2 separate regions of the Mus musculus genome follow, and region 2 is linked to region 1. The links are chromatin loops, found by intact Hi-C in ENCODE. Cell type or tissue: left cerebral cortex. All regions are shown on one strand. Each heading gives the region's core, and the rest is flanking DNA. Links, peaks and the distances in the headings are about the cores only.

Evidence for each region. Hi-C counts contacts between places; a loop is a spot of excess contacts. Peaks named below come from ENCODE experiments on the same cell type or tissue, not always from the same donor. Only the 100,000 strongest peaks of a DNase experiment are listed, where the experiment ranks them.
Region 2: a loop joins it to region 1, with 3 times the contacts of the local background. A loop is called at or near these places in 2 of 42 quality-filtered maps.

Annotation. Positions count from the first base shown.
Region 1 is chr10:25,289,582-25,304,674 of GRCm38, reverse strand. It overlaps Akap7 (A kinase (PRKA) anchor protein 7), which reads left to right and starts at 7,596. Exons shown (of 8, transcript NM_001379238.1): 1 at 7,596-7,747; 2 at 14,945-15,076. The coding sequence starts at 15,037. It overlaps Gm40617 (predicted gene, 40617), which reads right to left and starts at 6,066. Exons shown (of 6, transcript NR_166644.1): 1 at 5,858-6,066; 2 at 5,460-5,557; 3 at 3,442-3,480; 4 at 2,914-2,951; 5 at 1,120-1,161; 6 at 1-236. In left cerebral cortex, for the core only: a CTCF peak has its summit at 7,521; DNase peaks (open chromatin) are centred at 6,867, 7,555, 8,175, 8,660 and 1 more place; H3K4me3 peaks cover 2,086 bases; H3K27ac peaks cover 2,287 bases.
Region 2 is chr10:25,427,075-25,442,167 of GRCm38, reverse strand. It overlaps Epb41l2 (erythrocyte membrane protein band 4.1 like 2), which reads right to left. Exons shown (of 20, transcript NM_001199265.1): 2 at 111-595. The coding sequence starts at 581. Among named protein-coding and RNA genes, the nearest start is that of Epb41l2, 75 kb to the right of the region's middle. In left cerebral cortex, for the core only: a CTCF peak has its summit at 7,895 (motif pointing right); DNase peaks (open chromatin) are centred at 7,556, 9,025, 9,528, 10,940 and 3 more places; H3K4me3 peaks cover 961 bases; H3K27ac peaks cover 3,867 bases.

The DNA of each region.
Region 1 (15,093 bases), core at 3,273-11,272:
CATTATGGTGGATGATTGGTCATATGGTTCAAAAACTATAAATAGTCATGGTCTTTTATCTATCAATCTCCTTCCTGGGAATTTATTTTAAGCAATAAAATAGTAGGGCGGGAGAGATGTTGCAACAGTTAGGAGGACCTGCGTTCATTTTTCAGCACCCGTGCCTACAACTCCAGCTTCCGAGATCTGACACACTCTTCTGCCTTCAACAGGCAACTGCATTCATGTGCACGTTCCTATAAACAGACACATGCACATCATTAAAAATAATTTAAACAGAGTCTTTTAAAAAGTAATAAAACGGGACTGGAGAGATGGCTCAGTGGTTAAGAGCACTGACTGCTCTCCCAAAGGTCCTGAGTTCAATTCCCAGCAACCACATGGTGGCTCACAACCATCTGTCATGAGATCTGATGCCCTCTTCTGGTGCATCTGAAGACAGCTACAGTGTACTTAGATATAATAAATAAATAAATAGATAGATAAATAAATATCTAAAATAAAATAAGAATAAAAAGTAATAAAATATTTTAATGGAATGACAGAAAGTATCATAATGATTAATAATGACACACTGGCATGAATTTACATGAGACTGAATAATAAAGTCAACGGTAAATTGAATGCATTATGGTACTCTTACATTAATCTGAAACTGTGATATAGAAGACTACTAAATGACATGAGAAATTATTTCTAATATGTTGTACTATTAGAAATCATGTTACAATGCTGGATATGATATGATTTTTATGAAATGTATGTAGTGATACATGTGTATATATATCTATATCAATAACTGGCTTGATATCTTCTGAACACTTCTGATTTATATTATATATTGTGGTACTGAGGGCTGAACACAGTCCACGCAAATGCAAGAGCTTCATTTCTAGACTGGTGATAATGTTTAATTTCATTTCATAAGTTCTTCTGCATTTAAAGATTTTTCTAGAAAACAACACAAGTTATTCACAAAATAGTAGTTAGAGCTGTTTGAAATAGTTTTAAAAATTCAAATTCTTCTGATTTATTTATTTTTTGTTTTTCAAGAGAGGGTTTTTCTGTATAGCCCTACTGTCCTGGAACTCTTGCTGTAACTCACAGAGATCTGCCTACCTCTGCTTCCTGGGTCCTGGGATTAAAAGTGTGAGCCACCACCTGCAGTCAAGAAATTAAAACTCTAATAGTTAATTTTAGCAGACATTTCTCAGCCGTGCAGTTATTGAAAAACTATTATTAAGTAGACACAAGATCTGGTGATGTAGCTTAGCTGTAGAACAGGTGATTAAGATAAGAAATCCTGGGTTAAATCCTTAGGGACAAACATGGAGAGGGGGAGGGGAGGGGGAGGGGTGGTGCCTGATGGTAGGTGGTATCTTAAAATCATTCCGCTAAAAGACCAACAGGTTTTATGGTTCCCCTCCAACACAACAGGATGTCATCCTGAGTCACCCTTGGTTACCAAGAGTCCTAGCTTTTGTGTTGATATTTGACTATGTCTTGTAAAACTGCGTGACTTCGCCTCCTTTGAAACCATTTGCAACTGTAGTTTATCCGTAGGACAAGGAAGTTTCTAGACTAAGGATTAGAAGAATTGTTCTGGGGGATGTTCCCGGGGAAAGGACTATAACCACAGATAGAAGTGTAGCTCTTGTCTATACTGAAGGGAGTCTGGTAGATAAATGAGCCAATTAGCAACAAGCTTCGAAGGTCAGAGGTGGCTTTTGCTACCAGAACCATGTAGGAATTTGAGTGTGAAACCTTTTCATGCAGCTCTCTTGACATCATACCCTGACCATCCCATAGAGAGAAGAAAGGCTGGCTGTGTTCCGAGGAACCTTATTATCTCAATAAACTCTGTAACTTTCAGAGGTTCTAAATCATACGGTTGATTCTGCCAATCTCCTAGCACAACACAATGTGTCAGGAAGAATTGGTCTCATTTGCCAAGGACCATCCAATGAAGACTGGGAGAATCCACTGTAGCCCTGTGAACCAGCCAGGCAGTGGTCTGGCCGGAGGAGAAGGGGTCCTGGAATCAGCTGGACTAGGGGTGCTCAGGAAGTCAACTGAGCCCTCGGAATGAGAGGTCGTGAGGATTACTCCATCAGCAGCACACAGCTGGGATGGCCAGGTATAACTGGAAAAACCCGAGAGACTTCTATTATTGATGTCAACTGCAGCTCATTTGAATTTTCAGGCCAGAGACACTAAAGCCTTCTTCCTGCCTCCCTTCCCCTTCCCGTTCTCCTTTTTGAAACTTATTTGGCTGTGCAGGTTTGTTTGCTTGATTGATAAACATGAGTAGTTAAAAAAATAGATCTGAATCTTTTTATCCATCCATTCATTAAATACTCTCAGAGCAACCTCTGTGTACTTGGTAACACAAAGACTTGAAAACACAGGTTCTGTCTTGTGGGGGGAACGAATGGGGCAAACGGTAACAAGGTAAGAGATGGGCGAGCGGGCACAGGCCTACTGAAGCAGGAAGGCGCAGCACCTAAGGGGTGGGGGTTGGGTCTAGGCACTCTTCTCTCAGGAAGTCACACATATCCCAGCTCATCCTTACAGTTCTGGTCACCTGAGCTGCCACGTCTGTTCGCAAGATGTCTGATCTTGGCCAACTAGATTGATGAAGGCCTCTCAGTAGACCCAAAGATGGCAAACATAATGCTTACAGGTTTTGCCCTTTAGTCAAAGTCTCTCTCTCTCTCTCTCTCTCTCTCTCTCTCTCTCTCTCTTTCTCTCTCTCTCTCCCTTGCTAGAAACTGATAGATTACATTCCAAAAGCTCGCCCCCAAGGTCTAGTCCTTATTTGGCTGCTTTCTCATTCCTGAGACAAAACACCAAGGTCCAAAATTCAAAATTCATTATTTGGCTAATATGTCCCATCAGGATTTATGAACTCACCCTAGCACAGACTCCCTGTTCTTCTTAGAAGCCCACTCCTGCAAAACAAGCAAAACAAACAAACAAACAAAAAACCAAAACAAAACATACACAAAAACAAACCACAACCACCAAAAGAAAACAAAACTAAACTAAACTACCTGATGTGGCTTGCTGTGTGCCTATCTAGAGGCAGCCCCCACCTTGCCCCTCCCAGGTAATAACTCTCCTTTGTGGTAAGAATTTGGTGTCTGGGGGCTGGTGAGATGGCTCAGTGGGTAAGAGCACCCGACTGTTCTTCCGAAGGTCCAGAGTTCAAATCCCAGCAACCACATGGTGGCTCACAACCATCCGTAACAAGATCTGACTCCCTCTCCTGGTGTGTCTGAAGACAGCTACAGTGTAGTTACATATAATAATAAAATAAATCTTTAAAAAAAAAAAAAAAGAATTTGGTGTCTGGATGTGTTCTGTGTCTTCTCCTTTGGTTGCCAAACCCCTTCAATTGTATCTGTAATCTGTGCAAGTGAGGAAAGCAGGGAAACTCACCCGAAAAGTGAGCGCGTCCTGTTCTGACGGCAGCCCAAACTAAAGGAAGAAGGTTATTTTTATTTTTAATTTATTTATGATTGCTTTTTGGTGGCTTGCCTCCATTCTTTCTGGCAAGTTCATCTGCTTGGTTGTTGCCACTGCTACATCCCTTTGGTGCTGTTAGGAACCTTCTTTAGTCTTCCACAGTGCCAGACTGAGACTTGCAGACCTGTGGACTGAGCAACTACTACTGTGTTTTTAGCCTTTCTGGTGTGAGACAGCCATTTTCGGATTTCCCTGGTGTTGGCTTACAGGCGATTCCGCTGGGCTCCTCCCAGGAAACTAGCAAAGGCTTACCTCATAATCTGCCACCATTACATGCTGCAGCCAGGTGCAGCCAGGCAGCCTATAAAAGGACTGCTAGCCACCCCAGTTCACTCTCTCTCTGTTCCCACTTGTTCCCAGCCAGCCAACCTCTCTCCCTTCCCTCTTTCTGCTATCTCTTCCTTCTCTGTCCTCGTGGCTGTGCTACTCGATACCTACCTCTTCTCCAGGCCCTCCCTCCCCTCCCTCCCCTCAAATAAACCCCCTTTATACCAGGTCTATTGCATGGTATGATTTCTCAGGGGGGCACCCTAGCATGGGTCCACCAGGTCCCCACCCCACCCTCCAGTCATTATATTTCATAACACCTGAACTATGTAGACCTCAATGTGTAACAAAAGGTGGTGCAGTGTGAAGAAACTAGGCAAAAGGAAAAAGGGTTTAGCTCAGGTGGCTCGGGAGGGCAAATGTATAGTCAACACAGGCTTTAAGTAAAGCTGGTTATGCGGGGAAAGCCTTGTTCTCTGTTTTCTGGTACGGGAACACAACAGAGCTAGGCAATTCAGGGTGCCATTTTTGGTTCCTAGCTTAACAAAATAATTTAGAATTAGAGTTTGCAACAAAACACCATGACTGGAAAGGAAGCTGAGGAAAGGGTTTATTTGGCTGACTCATCACTGGAGGGAGTCAGGACAGGGATGCGAACAGGGCAAGATTCTGGAGACAGGTGCTAATGCAGATGCCATTGAGGATGCTACTTTCTTATAGAACCCATGACCACCAGCCCAGGGATGGCACCACCCACAATAGGCTGGGCACTCCTCCATCAATCACTGATTTAGAGAATGCCCTACAGCCAGATCTTATGGAGGCATTTTCTCAATCCAGGTTCTCTCCTTTCGAATAACTCTAGTTTGCATGTCAAGTTGACATAATACTAGCCAGCCCAGACTTTGAGAGAAAACCAACCAGGGCAGGCAAGCTTTAAATACTGGCAGCTGCTGGGAAGAAAAAGGTTAAGAGCAATCATGCTTTTCAAATTAGAGGTTGAGATCAGAGAAAGAGTGAGAAAGGCTAGAGAGTCACAGGGCTTGCTTAGACTTTGGCCAGTAACTGAAAAACAGATAAAAGTGCAAGGGCAAGCAGGCTTAGCGCCGGCCCTTGAATCTAAGTTCAGGGAATGCCCTCTCCATCTCCCTCTGTTCCTCCTCCCCCCCCCCCCCCCCCCGCAGACCACAGTTTCCCCTCCCTGCACCCAGTTCTCCCCCCCTCCCCCCTCCCCCAGATTCATTCCTCCTTGGTTTTCCTTCAGAAAAGAGCAGCCCTCCGAGGAATATCAACCGAACACAGCACAGCAAGTTACAGTAACTCTCATATCAGGGATGGGCAAGGCAACTCAGTAGGAGGAAACGGGTCCCAAGAGCAGGCAAGAATCGAAGATACCTCTGCTGCCAGTGATAGGAATCCCACAAACATGCCATGCTAATGTAAGGAACAAGACAAAGAAATGATACCATGAAAAACAAACCTAGAGTAGGCTTGAGTATGATAATGTAACCATGGAAACCAAGCCTTGTGTGTGTGTGTGTGTGTGTGTGTGTGTGTGTGTGTGTGTGTAAGATAAAGTTGAAGCCCGGTGAAGTAACATGTGAACGCCTTAGTTATGATTGGCTAAAATAGTTTAAAAACCCCAGTCTGGCACCGCGACTCACTCACTCCCAGAGTCCTACGGAGATGCCGTCTCGCTGAGAGACCAATCCGCAGACCCGGATGCCCTGAGCCTGCACCTCGAACCCAACTCCAGCAGGACCTGAAAAACAGGAGACTTCGTGAACCTTACTTGACCAACCACCATCAAGCCAGGCTATCACATCGGGCCAGACCGGAGGTGTGTGAATGAGTGCGATCCCATTTCACCATTTACTTGTTTATTGCTACTTCCCAATACATAAGCTATTATAACCTAACCTCCAAGTCCGAGGTTTCCTTCTCGCCTCTGTCCTCAGTTCACGACAGTTCGCAACAGTTTTGTGACGCTAAACAACCACAGCATGTATGTAGAGCAACTAGCCCAGACCCATGCAGGATCTGTGAGCCTCTATGAACCAACCCTGCTTAGTTGATTCTGTGGGTCATGTTCTCCTGGTGTCCTCCACCTCACTGGCAGAATCCTCCAATTCTTTCTTCCCCTTTTCCTCAGGGCTCCCCAAACTCTGAGGGGGAGAGACTGGAAGGAGACTTCCAAGTAGAGAGCTTTCAGCTCAAGTTTGGTGTGGGTCTCTGCATCAGCTCCCATCAGCTGCCAAAGGCAGCCTCTCTGATGACGATTGGGCTAGGCACTGATCTATGAGTACAGCGGAATATCATTAGGAACCATTTGCGATTTTCTTTTTCTTATCAAAGGTCTCTGGGCTGTCCAGCCTCTGGTTCCTGGTCATGCTGTAGTATCAAGCATGGGCTTCCTTTTGTGGCGTGAGCTTCAGACTAGAGCAGTCACTGGTTGGCCACTCTCCCAAGATCTTTGCCTCCTTTGCCCCAGCACATTATTTCAGACAGGGTAGATTGTAGGTGAAAGGTTTGGGGGCTGGGTTGGTGTTCTGGTTCCTCCACTGAAGTTATATCCCAAGGCTAAGGATTACACCACAGATGTGTGGTTAAAATAGAAACACAGCGCTTTGGTTTTGTTTTGTTTTTAAAAGGAGGGAAATCCAGGAGTGGGCTCTTGAGCTGAAGGAAGACACCTCGCCCCCAAGCATCAGACCACACATGAGGTGCAGAACCCACGTCTCCCAGGTCTGTAGCGTCCTTTGTGAAGCCCGAGGAGGGGGGAGTGGGGGTAGTGCTCTACTCTTTGCAAACTGGCTGTCAACCTTGCTGTGTCAGTGCACTGCTCCTACTCCCCAGTTACATAAATACACCTTTAAAACAGAGTGGGGAGTAATCCTTACAAAGAGAAATGTATAGTCTACTTCCAGCAGGAAAAGGGAGGGCAAAGAGTTGTTTCTCTGTCTACTGCGTAAAGTAATCCTTATGCTTAAACGTCTTATCTGTACCCTGTCCAGTCCAGCTAGCATCGGCTGGCCTTTGAGGATCCTCTTGCCGCAAGCTCCCTTACTTATTTTTCGTTCTTTCTCTGTGATTAGATAGCCTGCTCCTTTAAAAAGACCGTTTTCCGTGAAGATCCACAAAAAGGGGCTAAGCAGGGAATTCTTCAAAGTTCCCTACCAGCTTTAAGGGCTACAGCTGTGGAGAAGAGACACACCACCATATTTTCTTAAATTAAAATTACATTCCCCAACAAACCAGCAGTAATACCACCATTTGCCCCCAGCCCGGAAAAAAACAGTAGCATTCTTTTCTACAAGACATATTCATATTTTAACTATTAAAAAAAATAGTTTTCTCTTATTTTATTCAGATACTGAGGAGCCTTGCCTGCAAAAAATTTGTAGATGATTTCATTTAACAATTCCAACTTTTAGCTCTTAAACTGCTGTTGAAAATGCTACTTTTGGGGGGGGGGTAATGGCAAGTAAATAAAAGCATCTCATTATAGCGACGTTCAAGGTCTCGCTATTGTATTGTACATTTTGCTCAGCCCGCCTATTTTGCAATCAGATCTGTGTTTCCAAAGCTCCACGCTAAAGCAAACACACGGGTTCTCAAGGGACAGCGGGCCAAGGAATGCTCTCTGGATCCCTGGCTCGCCCCTCCGAGCGTGGGACGGGAAGGGCCGCGCCGCAGGAAATAACCGAGGGCGGCCAGAGGTCGGAGCCCGAGCCCAGCACGGCCCCGGGGACCGCCCCGATCCGGGTATCCACGCCTCGCCGGGCCGGCCCCTTCCGGCTCCTCCTGAAGCGGCGGGTGCCGGGGATGCTGCGACTCGCGGGGCGTTGCGCCTCCGCAGGCCTGGCCGCCGCGGCCCGCGCCCCCGCCGTCCCGCGCGCCCCGGGCCCGCGCCTCCGTCTCTGCGCCGCGACCATGGAGCGCCCCGCCGTGGGTGAGAGCGCTCCGCCCTGCGCGCCCCGGGGCGGCCTCTGCCGTGGGGCGTGCTCGCCCGCCCCGCTCCGCCTCCCAGGCCGCCCGCAGCCCCACGCCCCTCGCGATCGACCCTCCCCCTACACCCTGGGCATCCCGGTCCAGCCCGGTAGTCCGGGCAGTTTGGTTGCATCCGTGGGTCTCCGTGCACCACTCCACTCCTCGAACCGAAAGGGGTGTACACACAAGTTGTTGTTTCTCTTACCTCTTCCTATCTTGTGACCCATGACCCAGAGTTTTGCAGCACATCCTTTCCTACTGTGTTGGGGAGGTTAACAAAATCAAGGGGGGAAAAAAAAAACTCCGTTTTATTTACCTAATTATTTTTTAAAATGGCAAATAGAAGCCTCTGAACACTGTCTTGTCTCATTTAGGGTTTTACTCGAGGCTTGGCAAGGCACACTTTAAAACGGGCGCCAATCTGCTGGCGCCCAGGATGTACTTCAGCTTGGGTCAACTTTCGTTGTATGCTGAACCTGGGTAGGAATTAGAGGTTGGACTCGGAGGGAAAGGGACTGGGAAGTAAGGGGAAAAAGGTGTTCTACAAGAACACCTACATGTATACAAAGCGTAAGAATATTAAAATAGGCAGTCCAAGCATGCTATGTAAATACTTTATATGTATGTAAATATAAATCAGGTGAATAATGTACATGCGTTTATAAATTTCATGTGAATGCAATTACTCGTATCACGTGAGGAGATGCCCAGAGTGTCCCTGCTTGAGATGTTTTTATAAGGTTACAGGAGTGTGGGTAATAGGCAGAAGGGAATAGGGTAATAGTTGGAAAGAGAGGACTCTTCTCACCTTTTTACACCGTGTGGCTTTGCAGTTTGGGATGCTGTTAGCGCATCGTTTCCCTATAGTGACAAAGCTTATGGCACTTGTCCAGTTTACTGGGTCCTTCCATTCATGTAGTGTCGATTTGTCAATTTCTCCTTAATAATTTGGATTGCTCCCTCTTCATGAGGCGCAAATGGAAGCACACTGGGTAAGTGGCCTGGTTGGCATGAAGTTTAAACATTTCTGGAGACCTACTCTGCTGTTTTACGTAGCTAGTCGAAGTAGATAGACCGTAATGAATGACAGGCCCATTCCATAGCTGTTTACAGTGCTGGGGAACCAGAAGAGAGTCTTGCCCAATGAAGGTGTGTTTTGTTGTTCAGATAGGAAACTTACTTTGTAGGACTTGGGCAGTCTGTCTGTCTGTCTGTCTGTCTTTTTTGTTTTCTGTTTGCTTGGCTTTGGTAGTGTTTGCTGAAGTGTCCCTGTGATCTGAGGATTTGAATGCATTTACTTTCTTGGCTTGAGAAGATTCTTTACATACATTCATGGTTTTTCTTACAAAAGCAATATTCACTTTAGAAACAACCTAGTACAGTGGTTGGAAAGTATTTGGCATTCAGAAACACTTCAGCTTTTATTCTTCCTTTCCTACCCGTACGTCTTGGGAACATGCAGTTTTCTAGCTACTTTTTGACTTATGCTTGTTTTTGTAACACTGGGGATAAAGCCTAGGGCTTTGTGTATGCTAAGTCAGCATGACCTTGACTGCGTATCTGCTTGTTAGAGAGTCGCCTTTCCCCCTGTTGTTAGACTCCTCATACCGGTGGTTTTCAGTCACCAGAATGATCATGCACTGTTTAGTTGTTTCTCTGTTAGACATTTAAATTAGTTCCCCTTTTCTCTTTGCTTCAAGCAAGGTTGCGAGGAGGCCTGTTTGAGTGTATGTGAGAGGAACCCAGATTTCAGTAAGACATTTAGGCCATCTTCCGTGCTTCTCACCTGTTGACCCATTGCTTCCTGCCTCAGTTTACAGTGCTGCCATCAGTATATGGTAAAGAGTGATTCTGGAAACTGTGGGTCATGTGACATGTTCACGTGATCCGAATGTTAGCTCCTGAATCTACTTTACTTGTGGGCAGGTTCCTAAGTCGGTGCCTGGTGTAATACTAGTCTTCCCTATAACAGAGTTGTTAAGGTTTAAATGAGTTACTTAGCAAAGTGCGCGTGCCTGGCATAAAGTACCCATTACAATGTTGGCTAGTAATGCTGGTAATGCTAATGTCTAATTAGCAAAACTAGTAATTCTAGTATTGCTAATTTCCAGCTTCACGTCATCATTATTAGTGTAACCTTTACTCCCGTGATTATTTGGATTTTTGGAAATGATACACTTTGTTTTAGTGACAGACCAAATTTTGGGTGACTTTAAAATTCTTTGTGCCATGTGGCTCAGGCTGAGGGTAGCCTTGAACTCTTCACCTTCCTGTCTGTGCCTCCCTGGGATTGCAAGTGTGACCTAACACGCCTGGCTTACACACTTTGACATAGCTTGATGTACTTTGTAGAGTTGAATCTCAGTCTGGTACGCAGCAAGCAAGAGCTCTCTCATGGTGGTAGATCCCGAGCTCCGTTAACTTTACAGGTGAGACAACAATCTCACTAAATTAGTTGTATAGGTTTGTTTGTTTTTTTAATTTATTATTCTGCCTCAACTCTTTAAGTACCTGGGATTGCAGGTCTGTGCTACCAGGCTCAGTTTATTTAAGCAACATTACAGCAGCCAAAACAATGAATTTGTGCTTTAAATCTTAAAGATCGACTGTTTTAAGGCAGTTTTCCCAGAGAGAAGTATTTACAGCTTATGTAACAGGAAGTATGGTTGTAATGGATATATTTAGTTATATCCCTTAGACTTTGCCCAAATCCCTGTGTGCAAACCTGGAGCAAGGCTCCTGAGATTTAGTTTGAGAAATATTGTTCTGTGGAATGATCTGCACTTCTTTCGAGATCTGTGAGACAGATACAGTGATGCATACACCAGCCCTTTGGTAACTAAGGTAGGAGGATTGCTAGTTCAAGGTCAGCCTGGGGTATATAGAAAGATTGTGTCTCAAAAGCAAACAAACACAAGGACTAGGATGTGGGGAAAGATGAACCCTGTTGACAGGGAGGTGAGCTTGTGTAATAATACGGTGGGAATCAACATAGAGGTTCCTCAGGAGCTGAAAATATAACTACCCTATGGCTATATGCTATGGCTATACTGTATCGCTGTACCACTGCTGGGTATAATACACTCAAAGGATGCTTACGTCAGTGCATTGCACATCCACATTGATGATACACTGTTCACAGTCGTCAAGTAATATTACTAACCTAGAAGCCCATCTACACAAGAATGGAGAAAGAGAATGGGGTACGTTTATAGTCTCCAAAATTCCATAACACAGCATTTTCGCAGTTGTGAAGAAAAGTGAAGTCAGGGCATTTGCAGGAAAAGAGATGGGACTGGAAATGCTTATCCTAAAGGAAATAAGCCAGACTCAGTTAAACAACATGTATGCTTTCTCGTATGTGTGGGACCTAAATTAAAATATATATGTAGATATTCACATGTATTTATTTATGTATGTGTGCTTGTAGGTCATGAAACATAAAAGAGAATCTTGAAGGGGAGGCAGAGATAGAATCTAAAGGTGGTGGACAATAAAGAAAGGAATGAAGTATTTTTAACAGGAAGGCAGAGAAGGACTAAGTCCAGGAAGCAGCTGGGGGTGGGCAAGGCGAACTGTTATGAACAAATGATATGGTGCACGAGTATGAAAGTGCCACAGAAGAACCCAGTAATCCGATAACCCCAAACTAAAGCTGGAACTCCAGTGTCATAAAGAATAAAAGAAAAAAAAAAGACTTAATTGTAGGTCACATTCTCTTTTTGGAGTTAAGTCTTGTCTACAAAAATTCCCTTCATTTTGTTCTCTAACGGTGGAAAGTAGTTTGTATTTTAAGTTCTTGGCTTTTGTCAATTTTGATAGAAGATGGCATTTGAGTTTAATATTTAGATATGTAAAATGATGGCAAGTGGGCGGCCATTGTTCTGTACCCTGTCATCCCCGAGAGGTGGAGGTAGGAGACCGAGGAGTTCAAGGCCATCCTCAGCTACATGTTGAGTTTGAGGCCAGCTTGGAGTGCAGGAGACCTTGTCTCAAAACCAAGACCAAGGAAGCAGACATACAGACAAACACAAAAGAGTGCTCTAGAGAAAATCATAGTATGCCTTATGTTTTTTTTTTTTCTTTCTGATATTGGTTGGTTCTAGTTTTGGTGTGTAGGATTGAGCCCACAGCTGGGCACAATAGACTGGTGGTCAGTGGCCTTTTAATGAATCCTGTGAAAATGAGACAACCTTTTTTTTTTTGGTTTTTCAAGACAGGGTTTCTCTGGGTAGCCCTGGCTGTCCTGGAACTCACTCTGTAGACCAGGCTGGCCTCGAACTCAGAAATCCGCCTGCCTCTGCCTCCTGCGTGCTGGGATTAAAGGCGTGCACCACCACTGCCCGGCCTGGTTCAGAGACTGCTGTTAAATACCATTGGTTTCCATGGGTAGTGAGACAGCCATACTGCTGTCGGATAATAGCCACGTCCAGGTATGTACTTGCTTTGTCCAGTCATTTGGTAAAAGTTGGTAGAGGATTCTTGCAGGTGATCTTGCTCAGTGCTCAGAGTGGAATTATCCAAGGGCAGCCAGCTGGGGCACCGAGGGGGTGATGATGAGGATCATTTTTACTGACAGTCGTTGAAAGTTCCCCTTTTCTCCACGTTTCCTGGTTAGAGTGGTAGGTAAGCTGTCACTTTCCAATCTCACGGAGAGGACAGACAAGTGGGCAGCTGCAAGGCGTGCATTCCTGGTGGTCCTTCCTAGGTGTCCAGAAGGAGACTGGATCGCTGGCTCCCTCAGCAGCGTTTGTAGATCATGCTTTTTATTGCAATCTGTCATTAGAGCAGGTTCAAGGGATAGGAAAAGTGACAGTTTTGGCAATGACTTTCAAACTTCCCTTGCACATGGGAATCACCTAGAAACTTTTAAGGAATTCTGGAGGATACCCTGGTCTATACCGTGTAGACCTGGTTTAACTGGCCTGGGGGTGAGATCCATCCCTGGACAGGTTTGGTGCAGTGCCTGGAATCACTGCTCCTAGTTTAAGATTCTTTTTGGCTTCATTGAGTGACTCACTTAGCATGCTTTGCTTGCTCAGTACTGATGCTAAGTGATCTTATGATGTACTAAAAGTTGAAGTGCATCAAGGACTTAAAGAATGACTTAATTTGCCATGTATTTAATGATTCTCCTTGCTTTCAGAATGTACTAGAGCCAAGAAATCAGTTTCCTCTATTTCATATATTACCAAGATGTGCGTTGTAAGCATTCATTGTAAGTGGCAAATACCGTAAGGAGAAAATAGGCCTTAAAATACACCAAGCCTGCTGCACATCATTGCTTAGCAACATAGTCCATTATAGAGTTTTGTTTCTTTCATCTCAAGATCTTGGGGCTGTACTGAAGCTGGGGCTTACTGCTGTCCCTCCCCCACCCCACCCCCAGCATCACAAGAAGGAGCATCATTCCACTAGCCTGGGAAGAAATCAACACTCAAAATTTGAATATGCTTTCTACTAAATGACACTGCTTTCCTGAACAGCTGACAGGAAGGAAAGTTGAACAGAGAACAAGATGCAGACCACTTCCCACAGACTCTGGACATGGAACCCCACCCATATCCCGACCTCACGCCCTGCCTCCTTGGCTCCAAAAGCCTAACCACATTCCACACCCTGCCTCCTTGGCTTTGAGAGCCTCAACTCCACCCCATGCCCTGCCTCCTTGGCTCTGAGATCCTGAATCCCACCCCATGCCCTGCCTCCTTGGCTCTGAGATTATGAATCCAATCTCACACCCTGCTTCCTTGGCTCTGAGATCCTGACCCCACCCCACGCCCTATCTCCTTTAATAGTAGTAAGAATGATAGCTAGCTTTTGTACTATCGTGAGATTGAAAAGTTTTACTTGAAGCCATTGTAAGTCAGGAACTTTCCACATGGCATGTAGACTTGGGAAATAGTATTGACTTGATAGTATCATATTGGGACTATTTCCTGTCACTAAGTGCTAGATTGAGAAAAAGTTAGGGGAGCCATAGTTGGGTTTATTTATTTCTCCAATTCTGATTTTATGCAATCTTCTTAAATGTTATAGGTAGTATATAGGTATGTTTAATTGTATAAGTACTTTAAAAATTGCTTTATCATTGATATTGTTATTTGGAGTCAAGATCTCAGTCTATAGCCAGGCTGGCTTTGAACTCAGGATTCAGGCAAGGGTCGATGCAAATTAGAAACACAGAGAGGGAAGAAAAAGGGATTAGAGGTGAAGTGCGTAAGTGTGTATGTGTGTGTGCATGTCTCTGTGTATGTGCACTCTCATGTGTGTGCGTGTGACTCTGATCAAATACACTATGTTCACCTATGAAAATATTACAATGAAACCTGTTAGGAGTTATATATATTATATATGTAATATATATGTATATGTAGGTATATATCTAATATATATATATATATAAATATATATATATTAGTAATATATATTACATATATAATTAATATATCTCCTAACAAAACAAAATTAGGCAAAACATATTAACATGCCCCATTTAGCTGATATCATTGAAAAGAGACTTGTGAAGACACAATGAACAAGTTAGCAAACAACCTTTGTTAGTTTGTTGTCAAGAGGTGAGAAAATACGGCTTTTAGGAGTAAGAAAACTTACCAGTGAAAGATGGAAGATTATTGATGTATTTGTCATCCATGTCTGAGTTGAACATACTCAGGAGAAGGCTTAAAGCCTCAGAAGCTCACTATTTAATGTAAAGAATGCACCTTTAAAAACAAGACTGTCCAAAACCAAAGCAAGCCAACCAAACCAACCAAATAAACAGGAAGCCAGGCATGGAACCCATGTCCACCCAGCACTCGGGAGACAGAGGCAGGTGGACCTCTGAGGTCGAGGCCATCCTAGTCTACAAAGACAGTCCAGGATAGACAGTTTTATTACACAGAGAAACCCTGTCTTGAAATAACAAGACCAACAACCAACTAACCAACCAAACAACAACAGCAACAACAACAAAAACCAAGCCACATCAAAACAAACAAACAAAAAACCCCCAAGGCTCCGTTAAAGGAGTAGTAATAACCTCTCTATGGAGATTCCTGTGTATTGAGTTCACTTAGCCAGGTTGTTTCGGTTTTCACATTGGAGTTTAACAAATAACAATTTAATAATACTTGTTTATGTTTCTGGTCTGTTGCAGGAAAACTAGATTCCGGTACGTGTGAACATATATCAGGAGAAGAGGAAGTGGCACGAGAACTGGAACCCAGCCCTGTAGGTTCCCTGACAGACATGCCGTTTGCTGCTGTAGATATTCAAGATGACTGTGGAAGTAAGTTCTGTATTCAA
Region 2 (15,093 bases), core at 4,543-12,542, 140 kb before region 1:
ACATAAGGGGGAAATTATCCCAAACCAGCCAGTCCCTTTCCCTGTGTGCTGTGCCCTCATCCCTGCCCTAGCCCGTTACGTATGCCCTCATTCTGGTCTTCCCGACCTACCTGGGTCTCCACGCTGCTTTTCAAGGCTGGTTTTGCTTCCCTGACCTCCACCTGAACCTCCAGGTGCTTCCTCTGAGCCATTTCTTCTGCGTCACCCTTGGCCCGACTCTCTTCTTCAGGAAGGGATTCCTCTTTGCCTAAGATCTGGTCTTCCACGTCAGCTTGAGTAGGCTCTTTTTTATCTCCTCCATCTTTGGCTACTACTAAATTGTAAGACCTCTGCTTCTTAAGCCACGGGGGTATGAATCGAGAGATGCCCCTGTTCTCAGACGGATCCTTCCCTCGTTTCCGCAGGCGGGGAGTGCTTTGCCTCTCAACCGGAGGACCTGGCTGGGAACCCTTTTCTTCCTCTGGCTCAGATACTGGAGTCTGCTCATTTTCTACTTCTTTAGCTTTCTCCTTGGAGGCATCTGCTCCAGCCTGGTCAGAGCCCTTCTTCACTTCAGATGCAGAGCCAACTTCAGTAGTCATGGTTACCGCTTACACTGCAACAAAAAAAAACAACCACAAGATAATATTTTAGACTTTCCCACTTTCAGTCTGGTGGTGAGGTGATGGAAAGGGCAAAGCAGGGTGGGAAGAGGATCAGCAGAGAAGCTGGAACAGGCGCTGGTAAGGAGGAAGGCACAGCCAACTCAAGACCACTTGCTCTATTAGAACTCTCAGAACCCCACGGCATCACAATGGTGTGCACTCTGCACAGCTGGAACAGTCACCCAGACTCAAGAGAGAGCAACTACCGTTATTTGATCCCAACTAGTTACAAAACTACACAGAAAGTCTAATCCTTATGTTTCTCTTTTACTTCTGGCCTTTATTCGTTATTAAAGAAACACTGTCAGTAATATTAGCAAGTATTAGAAAAAGCACTTTGAAATGCTGGGTGCTTAACAGCAATAAAACCTTACTGAAACAAATTGTACTATTATTTTGCTTTCCAGCTTTATATCCTGATTCACCTGCACTATTCGAAAAGTCAAACTTCTGAAAAAATTAAAACCAAAATCAGAACTCCAAACCTCTACCCTTTTCTCTCTCTCTTTCTCTCTTTCTCTCTCTCTCTCTCTCAGTGTGTGTGTGTGTGTGTGTGTGTGTGTAAGAAGAGTAAAGGTCACATAGAATGGGAACAATATACCTAATCACTTATTCTATCACAACTAATGACACAAAATTGATTCAATCTAAAAATAACTGGCAGCCTAAATTGTACACAAGCAGAGAGGGACTCCTCCAGCATAGCAGACAGCAGGCAGGTAGAGCCAGCTCAAGCTCCCTGACTCCCTCCCTCACGGTAGTTCTCCCATAATGCTCTGAGTGCTGGTACCCTAGCCACTGGGTAATGTCACAGCTAGCTTCTTAAAAGGGTACAAATATCAACGGTTTAAAAAAAAACAAAAAAAAACCTAAAGTACAATTATTTAAAGCAGAGTCACAAACCACACACGTGACCCTTTTAAAACATACTACATCAATATACTAGAAAGTTGTTTAATCCTAAGAAGAAAGCTGTAATATATGCTCTCACATGGGTACATGCTGAAATTAGGTGCTTAGAGAGCTCTGGGGCTTTAAGTACCAATGTGGTAAGACTCTTGTTTCAACAGCCCAGCCTGACTGCAGGGTCTAAAATGGGACTGAAGCAGAAGAACAGCGGGCAGATGGTTGCAAAAATCCAGGCATGGTTTGTTATTAAGGCCAAAGCAATCGAGAAGAGGGTAAGAAATGGATCTCACAATGAAAGACAAAAGCTATCCAGACCATGGAAAGAGAGAAAAAGAATCTAGGGAAGTTATGGGAAGCTGGGGAAGTTATCCATGGAAACAGGATATCCAGGAAGACTGGTCTAGCCAAGACACAGAACTTGACTTTCAATTTCCTGTGACAGGTGTACTGAAGTTACCACCACTGTAGTATTAAGGAACCAATAGCTGTGCACACTGTAATCACAGGAGAAGCCACTGTGCTGGCCTGAATGGGAACAGCCACCACAGAGTGTGAACGCTGGGGGTGCTTGGCCATAGAGGGTGGCACTACTAGGAGGTGTGACTTTGTTGGTGGTAGTTTGTCGCTGTGGGGGCAGGCTTTGGGGTCTCTTCCTGAAGCTAGGTCCAGAGTAACACAAAGTCTCTCCTTGCTCCCTGCGGATCTATATGAAGAACTCTTAGTTCCTTCTCCAGCACCATGTCTTGCCTGTGTGTCTCCATGCTTCTTGCCGTGACAAAAATAAAATAAGCCTCAGAAACTGTAAGCCAGCCTCAAATGTTTTCCTTTATAAGAATTGCCATGGTCATGGTGTCTCTTCACAGCAATGAAACCCTAACTAAAACAACCATTAACAGCTCACTGTGTCCAACAGTGTGCAATTTCTGTTCTTTCAAACATCCATGAGTGGATCACAAAGCTCCTGCTTTACTCCTGAGAAAAGATCCATGTCAGTTTGTGGAAATGATTATAGAACATGGTATAAAATGTGTTCTCAGAAGTAGTTCTACCCCACAAAAACATATTATAGAACATATTATTTGAAAGTCATTGCTTGGCCGTGTGATCAAAAGCTAAAGAGTCCAAGTTGAAGACACTACAAACAGATACTATGGAAATCCAGAGCACAGGGAGAGCAGGCAGAGCCTCACACACTGCATCGGTGACCTCTGTACACACCCCAGAGCTGACCCACATTACTCATTCAAACTGATGGATGAGACAGAACACAATGGACAAAGCTTACTGAGCCCGCCAGGAGTCAACAGTGAAGGTAGGTGAAACTCTATGTAAATAGCCATGTTCTTAAAACAGCTCCAAGAGCTCAAACCCAACACCACTTTGTTTGTAAAATGATTTCTTAAACAAATCACTCCCATCAAGAGAACATGATTATAGCACACGAGCTCACCATAATTACCATGCTTGTAACACTCAGCATTTCAGATGTACATGGGACTCTAACTGCCCCACCCAGGAGAGTGGAAACCCAGTGCCACGCTGGGTGCTTCCAAAAATATAAGTCAGGGTTGTAGTTCCCACTAAAATCCTTGAAGGCAGGGCTCTTTCTTTAATGTATAGCAGGAGCATCTAGACTTGTCTTCAGAAAGTGGGGAACACTATTCAGTAAATACTATTGTCTGGGCATTGTGAATTCTAAGTATCTAGTCTAAACTGGGAGGTGGTTGCTCACAACTTTGTTGATATCTGAATTTGAGGCTAGCTACAGAGTGACAACCAGGACAACCAGGGCTACCCAGAGAAACTCTGTCTCAAAAAAAAAAAAAAAAAAAAAAAAAACAAAATCTGGTCCTATATCCTGATTTTATCAGCAAGGGTTAAAACATTGAGCAAGCAAAATGTGCCCAAGGCAACAAAGTTTAAGGAGCAAAGACAAAACCAGACTATTTTTTTTCTCAAACGATATAGTGCTCATTAATCTTTAATTAGAACTTCCCAACTCCATCATTAGTAGTATAGTTATATAATATACGAAGTAAAGATTTTTCTACTTATCAACAACCAAAAGACCAAGGACGTGAACAACCAGCCCATTAGATAAGCATGTGGTTTGACACAATCACCATGTTGGCATTCTCCAACTGGGGCCGATGAAAGTGTTTGTTATTGTGACAGCTCCAGGAGAAAAAGCATGCGGCATTGAACACGCAATCAAGCAGAAAACTATCAACAGAGACCAATAATGTTCAGTAGAAAAGTATATTTTAAAAAACCACTCTTTATGTCCTCGTGGTTAAACACATTTACACCGAGGTGTTATTGCTATTCTAGCTTAAACCATCTACTATACATCTGCTGTTTAAAACAAAGGCTATTAAATCATTAGTACTACACAAAACAGACAGCCACACAACTTTGGAAAAAATGTCAAGTGTCTGCGCTAATGGCAGCTCCAGGTGCTTCCTCCAAACCATAAGGTTCTGGGTAAGTAGGGCTCTGGGGGGCGTGGCTTTCTTTCTGTGCTAAGATCAGAAGCAACCCATTTCTCCTACCAAAACATAAAGAAGTATTCAAAGAGCCAAGATTAACAAAGGGGGAACATATGCATTTTTAAACTTCAAAGCTAGAGGTAACAAGCTAAGAGATTTTTGTTTCAGGAAACAAAACTGTTCTACAAATAGCCATGAATATAAAAATATATTGACAATGTGTGGACAGTTCTAATTTAGCTGTCCCTAGAGCTAACAGAATTAGTATTCATCTGCCATGCTATGACAGCATAAGAGATGAGTAAGGAACCTGACTAACACCCACAACTGCTCACTTTCATCGCTCCCACTGCCCACAGCCAAAGGGAGGTCCAGCTAATACCACCGTCTTCCATTAAAACAGCGTATGTGAGAAAAGCAAGCCGAGATGAGTCAGAAGCTACCTAATTCTACTGAGAAAGCAGAGAGTGATGCTTCTCACAAATACAAAACAGCAAAGAGGAAGAAAGACAGAGAGCAAAGGGGAAAGGGAAAATAAAAAACATGAAGACGAGGGAAGAGTAATAAAAACAGGCAAACAACATGGCTGCAAAGATTGATGGACACAGCTCACTGTTAGAGAGTATGCTAACCAGGAGGGAGGAGGGAGAGTCTTTGTAGCTTTGTTTCTCTTAGCAGGAGATGGTCTAGAAATGCAATGCCCGATATCCACTAAGTGCAAATATACTGAAAGAAATGATTGGTCAGTGCGTGGCATCTATGAAATGGCATCAATTTTACATTCATACTGTTACTATAAAAATATAAACTAACATCTGCTTGAAATTAAGACCACACACTGAAAAGATATGAACTACAAACTGCCCTTTGCTAGTTCCAGCATAGGCTAGATTGGGTTTCACCCAGAGCACCGAGTTCCTCTGCTTTGTCTCCTTTTTAACAAAAACCACATTTTGTTCAGTCTCTCTCACCTTACTCGGGTATGCACAACTCAGACAGGTCCCAGTGTAGACTCTGTTGGTCTAGAGCGGTCCTGAGGTTTCCCTTTTTTTGTCAAGAAGACAGGCATTCATCCAGTACCATGTTTGCAGGACAAGATTCGGCCCTCTACACGGGTAGCCAGCTTTCCTGGCTCAGAACACTGAGGAATGAATGTTGTAATCATCTCCAATCCACTGGGAAGAAAGCCTAAGGAGGAGTCAGCTCAGGATACAGAGCACTGAGGGAAATTACAGAAATGAGGACCAACCCCATCATGCCAGACCAATCAGGTTCCATTTTCTGTGACATAACATGCACTCCTGTGGCTGAAATGATTGCCAAATTCAAAAGGCACTCAGAAGTTGACTTGGCTAAAGGTGATCATGGAGCTGAGATTAAAAAGGCAGTCACTTGCAGTCCTAGTGAAAAAAATGTTCCCAAAGGCCAGGTAGATACTCATCTATGACCTCAATAGACAGGAAGCTAAGGTGGGGGGGGGGGGGGCGACTCTGTATTTAAAAAAGAAAGGGGAATATACCTACAAATGTACAATGGAGGTACCCTGTTGCAGTAACTCTCCATCCCACATATGCCCCGGCAATGAAAACACGAGTCAGTTAATATAAATACATGCTGCGCGTCTAGATAGGGCAGACCTACCGCTGCACTACCATCTTCCATAGCTTATGAGACCCCTTAGAACTTGCAGTTTCTCCAGGCCATATGCTTCTACTCTGCTTTTCTTTCTTTCCTTCTTCTTCTTCTTCTTCTTCTTCTTCTTCTTCTTCTTCTTCTTCTTCTTCCTCTTCCTCTTCCTCCTCCTCCTCTTCCTCCTCCTCCTCCTCTGCGTCCTCTCCCTCTTCCATTTTCTCCTTCTCTCTCCCTCCTTCCACTCCACCTTCCCTTTTATCTGCCCAATCATCAGCTCTTCTTTATTTTACAAGTTAAGGTGGGAAGCAGGTTTACAGGAAATCACCTGAGTGCTGACTCATTCCTTGTTCACAACCCCTCACAGGAGAACGGAATTAACATCAAATATAATTAACCCCAGGGCTATCCACAACAGCACCCCTTAGTCACATGATCACTGAGCATGGCTACTGTTACAGGTGCATTCAAATACAGATGTACTACCACATATGATACAGAAATCAATTTGTCAATAACTATACCCCAGGGAAGAACTCGATGAACATCTGTGATGAACACCTTGGATCAAAGCACTTGGGAGGTAGACACAGGCATGTCTTTGTGAGTTTGAGGCCAGCCTGCTCTACACTGAGTTCCAGGCCAGCCAGAGCTACCACTGAGACCCTATCTTAAAAAACAGAAAGTTTGGGAGCTGGAGAGATGGCTCAGCAGTTAAGAGCACTGACTGCTCTTCCAGAGGTCCTGAGTTCAATTCCCAGCAACCACATGGTGGCTCACAACCATCTATAAAGGGATCTAATGCCCTCTTCTGGTGTGTCTGAAGACAATGACAGTGTACTCATATACATACAATAAATAAAAATATTAAAAAAACAAAACAAAGCAGAAAGCGTATCACAGTCCCAAGTATGTATTTCAAACCAACAGTCTCACTATCCTACATTTCAGTTTGAAAGCATAGTATGTGAAAAAAAAATGCTCATGTGCACACATGTATCTACTTGTATACTAGAGACAAAGAATAAATGTTCTGTGCACACATGTAGCTACTCGTATATTAGGAACAAACAATAAATGGTCATGTGCACACGGGTAGCTACTTGTGTACTAGGGGCCGAACGGGAGACTCTCCAAGAGAAACAGAATGTGAGAAGTGAGAGAGAGTGAGATGCAGTACAGGAGAAAGGAGTTCTCACGGAGCCCAAGTTCCATGAGATGAAGGACTTTCGCACTGCATGAGAATAGATTCCCACTCTGAGAGAGCAGCAGAGCCATCTTGCCGTGCCACACAGCTCCAACACAGAAACAGCATGGACACAGACAACTGCCAGGCTACTCCAACTCGGAAGCATGAAACTCATTTCCTAGCGCACGGAGTTTAATCCCTCTAATGCTCAAAGTAACTGATTTTTTCAAATCTATCTGAAATATTCTACAGATCAACCTCATCCCACACAGACTGCTTAAAAACCTATGTGCTTAAAACTTCCTTTACAGAAGTCTTTTCATGGGCCTTCAAGATGCCAGCAAGCCTGCACTACGCATTTGACCCTTGGACTCATGCGGTGAAAGAAATGTCTCTAAGCTCCCACCCACCCCTTGGCACGCTGCACACACCTTCTATGCACTTAGGTAAATGCACTTAGGTAAATGCACTTGCTTGTTCCTTTCCCCTCCCAACCTCAGGACAGAGCAGAAACATGTCCAACAGAACACTACCGTGCAGGGATGCAAACAGCCGCGGCTACTCTGTGCTGAGGGAAGGAAAACACTGCACGCACCACTTGTCTCAAAGTAGAGAGCTGTTTTGAAAGGGAAGAGAAGACAGACAGGGAAGGCCAGACAATCACATATAAATGCTCCTGGTCGCTTTCAGCGGCTTCCTCTTCAGGAAAGCAGCAGCCAGCCGGTCTCATAAGCACAGAGATGTCACACTTCCTGTCCACACCTCCTCGCCGGCCACATCTGCTACCATGTGCCCATAAAGAGGGACATTTTTGTGAGATGAGTAAAACTCCATGTCCCCAGTGCAATGTCATACATCCGGTGGCTTCCCAATAATACTTTTATGTTGTTCCTAGCATCTAGGGAACATTTATTAGATGCTCATCAAGTAATACTTTATGGAAAAGAAAAATATACTAACGGGTTTTCAGAGCAGGATCAAACCCATCATCTCTCATGATTTTTTTAAAAAAGATTTATTTATTTATTAATGTAAGTACACTGTAGCTGTCTTCAGACACACCAGAAGAGGGAGTCAGATCTCATTATGGATGGTTGTGAGCCACCATGTGGTTGCTGGGATTTGAACCCAGGACCTTCAGAAGAGCAGTCAGTGCTCTAACCACTGAGCTATCTCTCCAGCCCCCATCTCTCATGATTTTAACGGATACCATAAAATGTACTTTTTATGAGCTCACTGCAGCTACCCTCTTCATAGTATGCTCATCCAACTGGAACACTTGGTATCCACTTCTCGGTATCAAGTGGTAATCAATAACCAGTTACCTATTTCTGTGTAAATAAACTTACTCCTATGGCAACAAAATAACAACTCTGTTTCTAGAGGCTCTTCCCAAATAAGCTACAGACAAATCCACCAAGGTTAACTGCATGGGATAAACACACAGGCTGCAGACGCTGCATTTTAATAGGTCATAAGACAAAAGCTTGTCAAAGTCAATCAATGCCCCAGACTATGACAAGTCCACCAAGCTGGGGCCTGCTTTCAAATCCTCTTCTGTGTAAGCCCAGGAATGCTGCAATGTAAACACACCGGCTGGGGGAGGGGGACTCCCTCATTACAGCAGGGCAATCCCTGTGGTGTTAACAGAACCACAGAGATCACCAGTCAGTCACCGCATACCACTTTCTATTGTTAGGGAGTAGCAATAGAACCAGTTGGAGTTTCTCTTCATTTTTAAAGAGTCCTAGATGAGTAAATTATATAAAGATAAAACAAAACTTACTTAATCCCATATAAATGTCAGAATCTAAGCAAATGAGTGAATTTCCTCAGTAAGGCAAAATTAGGTATTTAGAAACAAAAGACAGAGAACAACATTATGAAAACAGCATACAGTTCTTGACGACAGAAACTGTAGATGCTGAAGCTGTGGGAATTCCCATCTCTAAGAGCTAAAGAACAATTCCCTTTCGTCAGATCCTATAGGGAAATTCTATAAATTAGTACTACACTGAGATTTTCACCCTTAATGTGGGGGGAAAAACCCAACAACTATGCAGCAGGCCACGGCCTTCACAGTGCATTAAAAAAGACTTGAACCTCATGCGGTTCCTCAGGCAGGAGGTGTGAGCCAAGGGTAAGGCAGGAGGACAGGGGGATGACATAAACCAGCCTCACCGTGACTCACCGCTGCATCTGAAACAGCTACTTGTGTTAGATAACCCACACAACTCAGCATTTGCCTAGAAAAATGCAAATAACTAAACAAAACTTGGGCCACTAAAATACACATATGCATGCATGCAGTCACACACACACACACACACACACACACACACACACACACACACATTTTTAAAAGGGCTTACAGCAAATTTAGCACAACATTCTATTCCCAGAGTATGCACAACCACATCTCACCTTCTCGGCACAGTGTCTCACCTTCTCGGCACAGTGTCTCACCTTCTCGGCACAGTGTCTCACCTACTCGGCACAGTGTCTCACCTACTCGGCACAGTGTTTGTCGTACTCTACATTTTCAACCTGGACTTTAATCACACGGTCAACAACAAACTTCCTTTCCCAAGTAGAAACAAGTAAGCAAGTACCATAACCCAACCGCTCCAACAGAACTCTCCTGCTCATACACGCGAGCAAGCAGCATCCAAGCACAGCCAGCCAGCTCTCCTGCTTCCTGCCATTGGAAGCCTGGAAAGCCGATGGAAATCCAGTTCCCGAGCTTAGTGAGTGGCCCCACCCAAGTGGACCCTGCGGGATGGAGAAGGCATGCTCCCTAGAAAAGCTCAGCTTGCTTCCAAGTCACTTCATTCCTCAGCTGGAAAAGTCAAGTGGCCCAACGCACTTCCTGCTGCCTCTCCTATGCAGTTAACTCCATGAAGACTGCCGCGGTGATAAAACTGCAGTTCTGTAACTGCAATTTCCATGATTCAACCATTACTAAGAATGCCTTTCTCATTTAGTTGGGTTTTTTACATTTTATTTATTTACTTAGAGGAGAGAGGGGAAGAGGGGAGAGACAGAGAGACAGAGAGATGGAGAGACAAAAAACAACTTCTGCAAGTCAGCCCTTCTCTCACATGAATCCGGAAATCAGCTCAGGTCATCAGGCCTGGCAACTGGCATCTTTACCTACTGAGCCTTCAGTTTTATGGTAGTAATTTTTGTTCCCCTCAAGAGCCAAAGACTCTAACATCAGGCATGAGAAACTGTTTTGAGCTGTTAAGGCTGTCCAAGAAACTCCCCAAACATCTTAAGTTACTGCCGTTGCCTTTGGTTGTCCCCCCACCCCCCACCAAAGGTGGAAGTAAATGGTCTTCAAAGGTTAAAAACAGTATTTTCCCATCATAAGGGAAACATTTTAGATATTTCAATAAATAAGATTCCACTTGTACCATATGGTCAAGAAAAAATAATGTTTTCTTCATGAGAAGACATACTCAAGGTTAAGTTTTTATAGTAGCTCCAAAAAGATTCCTGTCGAACTACACAATGTAAACTTTCGTGTTGTTCTATATAATGAAAGCAGACTGTTCCCAGTTTTCACTGCACCACGAATGAGCAATTTGCTGAGATTCTCAGGAGAATTCATTTTAGTTAATTCAAAGTATAATCCTGTATGCATAATTTTGAACTGTAAACCTATTTTAAATGTACTTACACTTACTTATTCTGTACATTAGAAGTGTATACAAGTATGCACAGCATACTGAATGTGTAAAGCTCTGAGGAACCTTACAGGAGCTAGGTCCCTCTCTCCACTGTCTTAGTCTCACATGCTAAACTGAGGTCTTCAGACTTGCCAAAAAGCACCTTACCCACTGAGCATCTCACACGCCTTTAAAACACATTTTGAATAAATACTGGTCATACGAATATATTACATACACAGTTCCAGACTTCTTCTGTGGAACAAAGAAACCTAGCAGCTACTGACCTACAGCACAAACACCAGTGCCCCAGGCATCAGCCAGCAAGTCTCAGAGCTCTAGCTCAGACCTCTACCACACCAGCGTGCCTTTCTTTTCTTTAGCCTAGCTGTAAGGTCAGAAACGTGTCCCCACTAAGATCTGCACTGAGTACGTGGAGGCTTCAGGGTATAGCAAATGTAGAATGTGCTTGTGGAGCACAGGTCCTCTGCTAAAAGCCTGTGAGAACAGCAGAGAGCTTACACCACACCCACCTAACGAACTCAGAATGCCCTGCCAATTCCAATGTGCAACCTCCAGAACTGTGAGAAGCGATATCTGACGTCTCAGCCGGCCAGGCCAGTCTGTGGTGGTTTGTTCCATCAGCCTGACTCCTCACAGCCATGGGAGTCACCTCAGCTGCTGAAGTTTCAAACTGAAGACCCCATTCATGAGACACATGAACCTCATAGCTGGAGAGACCAAGAGAGCTAAGTAGCAGGGCAACTTTGTGGCACTAGGATTTGCAAATACAACCCAAAAATATTAAATGTGTTCCTGCACTCAGGCGTCGGTACAGAGGAAAGCGAAAATTACTCCAGTCTGCTCCAAAGCAGGCGACTTTCCATCTCTCTTATCAATTTTAATACCTTTGGTTTCTAGATTATTAACTGAATCCAGTTATAAAGCTTAGCCACTATATTGCCAGCAGAGAATTCTACAAATGTTCATTTCCATGTAAGCTATTGTTTCTGAAAAGGTTTTAAACAATTCAGAGTATACAAGCTGAAACACGGCTTGCCTTTTGTTGACAGACACTTGTATATGTTTCATGTATCTTTGGAAAAATATTTTTATACTCTATTTTTAATGCTGTATCATCACTATCATAAAACTGAAAAAAGAAAGTTTATCTTTAAAATGTGGTTTGTATCACTGGTCAAGAGAATTGTTTGCTAGGGTGGAAAACATTATCCTTTATTTGTGGACAAGAGTCTATAGTGATTTTAATATTAAACCCCAGGGTAACTTGATTTTTTAAAAACTGTTTTCCACCAAAAAAAAAAAAAAAAAATAGGACTGGGAAGGGAGGCAGGAGAGCACACAGGAGTGAGCGCATGCCTAGTCCCTGAAGTCCTGAGGCTGTGCAGGACTGCTGGGAATCTGAGATGAGCCAAGGTTACAACAAGCAAGGAGAGAGAGAGAGAGACAGAGAGACAGAGAGAGAGAGAGAGACAGAGAGACAGAGAGAGACAGAGAGAGACAGACAGACAGACAGAGACAGAGAGAGAGACAGAGACAGAGAGAGAGACAGAGACAGAGAGAGAGAGAGACAGAGAGAGACAGAGAGATGAGCACGCAGAGGACTCAATAACCCAGCAGTCAGCTCAAAACTCCAAACCCTGAAGTGTGCAAACGCAGTGCAAAAAAGGTTCTGGGTATCATGAAAGGACAAGGGGACAGCAGAGCTCTTTAGGAGCATCTCTACTCTGTGCATCTTCCTTTAAAAAGTGAACACCCATCACCTGCAAAACCTATACTACAGCATGCCCTGCCCAGCTGAAGAAGGAAAAGGAAGACAAAATGAAAGGAACGAAAACAGAAACGAGGCTCTTTTCTATATCCTAATGCCAAGAAAGAAACAAACAAACAAAAGAGAGACCCACCAGCTCCAGTACAAGAAGTGCAGATCTAAAGTACTTCGCAGCCTGCCCCATCTTCTGTTCTCAAGAAAAAGCCAGTTAACTCCTAAGGACAGCTACCAAAGGACAACTGCTAAAAACATCTCTCTTCAGGCTAAAGAGGTGGCTGGTGGCCAGGAGCACTTACCACACCCATACAGGACTGGGGTCCATTCCCAGCCTACAGGGCAGCTCACAGTTGTAACTCCAGTTCAGGGGGCCAGCAGCTTTTCCTCCGGCACTTGCATATATGCAGGCGAAACACTCACAACTATCTACTTACTTCACCTGGGAGGGCATTAAACTTACACTTGACCCATTTAAATAATATTCTCACGCTGCCCTTTACCTAAGTCTATAGAATGAAGGTATCAGCCACTAAAGTCTTTAACAGGATAGGTGTTAGGATCAATAAAAAAATGACCATAGAACCTGCCAGTGAAGTGCCAACACTACCAGAATGCAGGAGACTATTAAACAAAAACCTTCAATGATCAGCTTTTTGCTGACTGAATGTGTCCTATATTAATTTTATTTTTAAAAAGATATTAAAATATAATAATCTGACTAGACAACGTGATTTGTTTATTTTTTTCTCAATATGCAAAATGAAAACAATTTCTCCAACCTACCCACCTCCAGTAGTTTCCCTTCAAATCTGTCCTCATCTGGCTTTTAAAAGAGCCATCACTGGGGATGGAAGATGCCGTAAAGAGAGGAGGACCTAGGTTTGGGCCCACAGCATCCACACAGAGCTGGCCTCAGTGCAGTGCATCTGTAAGCCTAGCAATGTGGGGTAGGGCCAAGGGGAGGATAGGCACCTCCTTGAAGCTCACTGACAAGCCAGCCTAACCCATCAATAAGCCCCAGCTTCAGAGAGACTGACAAATAATGTAGAGAGCAACTGAGAAAGACGTCCAATGGCACAAGGTCTGGCACACACGTGGACACACGCCCATACACATGTTCACCCAATTCACACAAAGCACATGGATATTCCTCACCCATTTTTTTTTTCTTTTTAAAAAAAAATAATGCGGGGGGGAGTGGGTGGGTAGGGGAGTGGGGGTGGGTGGGTAAGGGGGACTTTTGGTATAGCATTGGAAATGTAAATGAGCTAAATACCTAATAAAAAAGGGAAAAAAAAAAAAAATAATGCTATCATTAACATAAAGAGGCCATATGGTCCAGTGGGTAAGAGTGCTTGCTGCCAAGCCTGACAACCTAAATTCAATGCCTTGGATTCACAGGCTAGGGATGGACCAGCTCCCAAAAACTGTCCGCAGACCTTTGAACTCACTCCTGTCCACACACAATGTAGAAAAGTTATAAGACAAAAAGCAAGTTGTATGAAGCTGAACACAGATTGCTTCTACTAGAAAACATGAAGGTGCTAGCTGATGGGCACAGCCTGGGGGGTACAGCCTGAGCCAGTCTACCTCCCGGCACTTCTGCTGACGTTCCTTCTGGAGATCAGCAGCCTCCCAACTGCAGCTCTACAGCATCCTACCTGGAACTAGACTTCTGCATGTGCTTCTGTGACTTCAGCACTCAAACTTGAATTGAAGAAGACAATCGTACCCCTGAGTAAAAACACACTCTCAACACAAGTGCCCTCGGTTCAGCACAATACACAACTACGCGCCAGCAAGCCTGTACATCATCATTGCTTTTGCCTATGAGATCTTGATTTTGGTTCTGAGGCTACCGACCTCTAAGGAAAGTGGCTCCTGGCAGCATGAGAGGAGGGCTGGAATAACCCTCCTCTCATTAACCGTAAGCACGATAAGGGAAGCGCAGACAATTCAACAGTAAGTAAGTGACTGATGAGGGGAGAAGGCTCCCAAAGTGACCTTGAAGGATAGGGGGAGCTTCCTGGCAGATGATAAGAAGGCATAAGTACATTCCAGACTGTGGGAACAGTGGGGAAGGGCCTGCGACCATTAAAGATAAATGTGCTGCAGAGAACGGGGAGTGCCTCATCTGCCTGGAACAAAGGGTGGGGAGTAGAGGTGGAAAAACGGAAGTCACAGCCAAACAATGCCTGGTCAGTACTGAACTCAGAAGTTCTCACTGGAGCCTCTAGGCGATGGAAACTAATATTAACTTTGTGTCTCTGGATGACTGCTCTGGCAGTCTGAGAACAAGTGATACAATGAAAGGAAGCTGATAACACGATTGCCCCAACGATTCCGGAGGATTCCTGATGGGGCAACTGAAGTACAAAGAGGTGGGGTGCGGAACTGTTTAGTGAGCAAACAGACATGACTGATAGGAAGCTAGGTGGTGGAGGAAAGGAGAACAGAATTCCTTAAAGTCAAAAGACAAAGAGGAATACAACTGGCCTAAAGAACCTTCCAAAGAGACCAGGAATAAGAACAAAGGAATCAAAGCTACTTGGATGGTACTTGACTGAGGTGTCTATACAACACTAGACTGAAGAATGAAAGGCTGGGTAGTGACAGAATGACAGAGGCTCGAACTGCTAGGTCAGGTAGTGTCAGAGGGGATAGAGCCCTGGGGCAAAGGGAGTAAGGAAGACATTCCCAATGAATTTTCAAGGAACTTCAAGAAACAGTGTGAGATGACAAGAAGGGAGCCAGCCGTTGAATGTGAATGCCG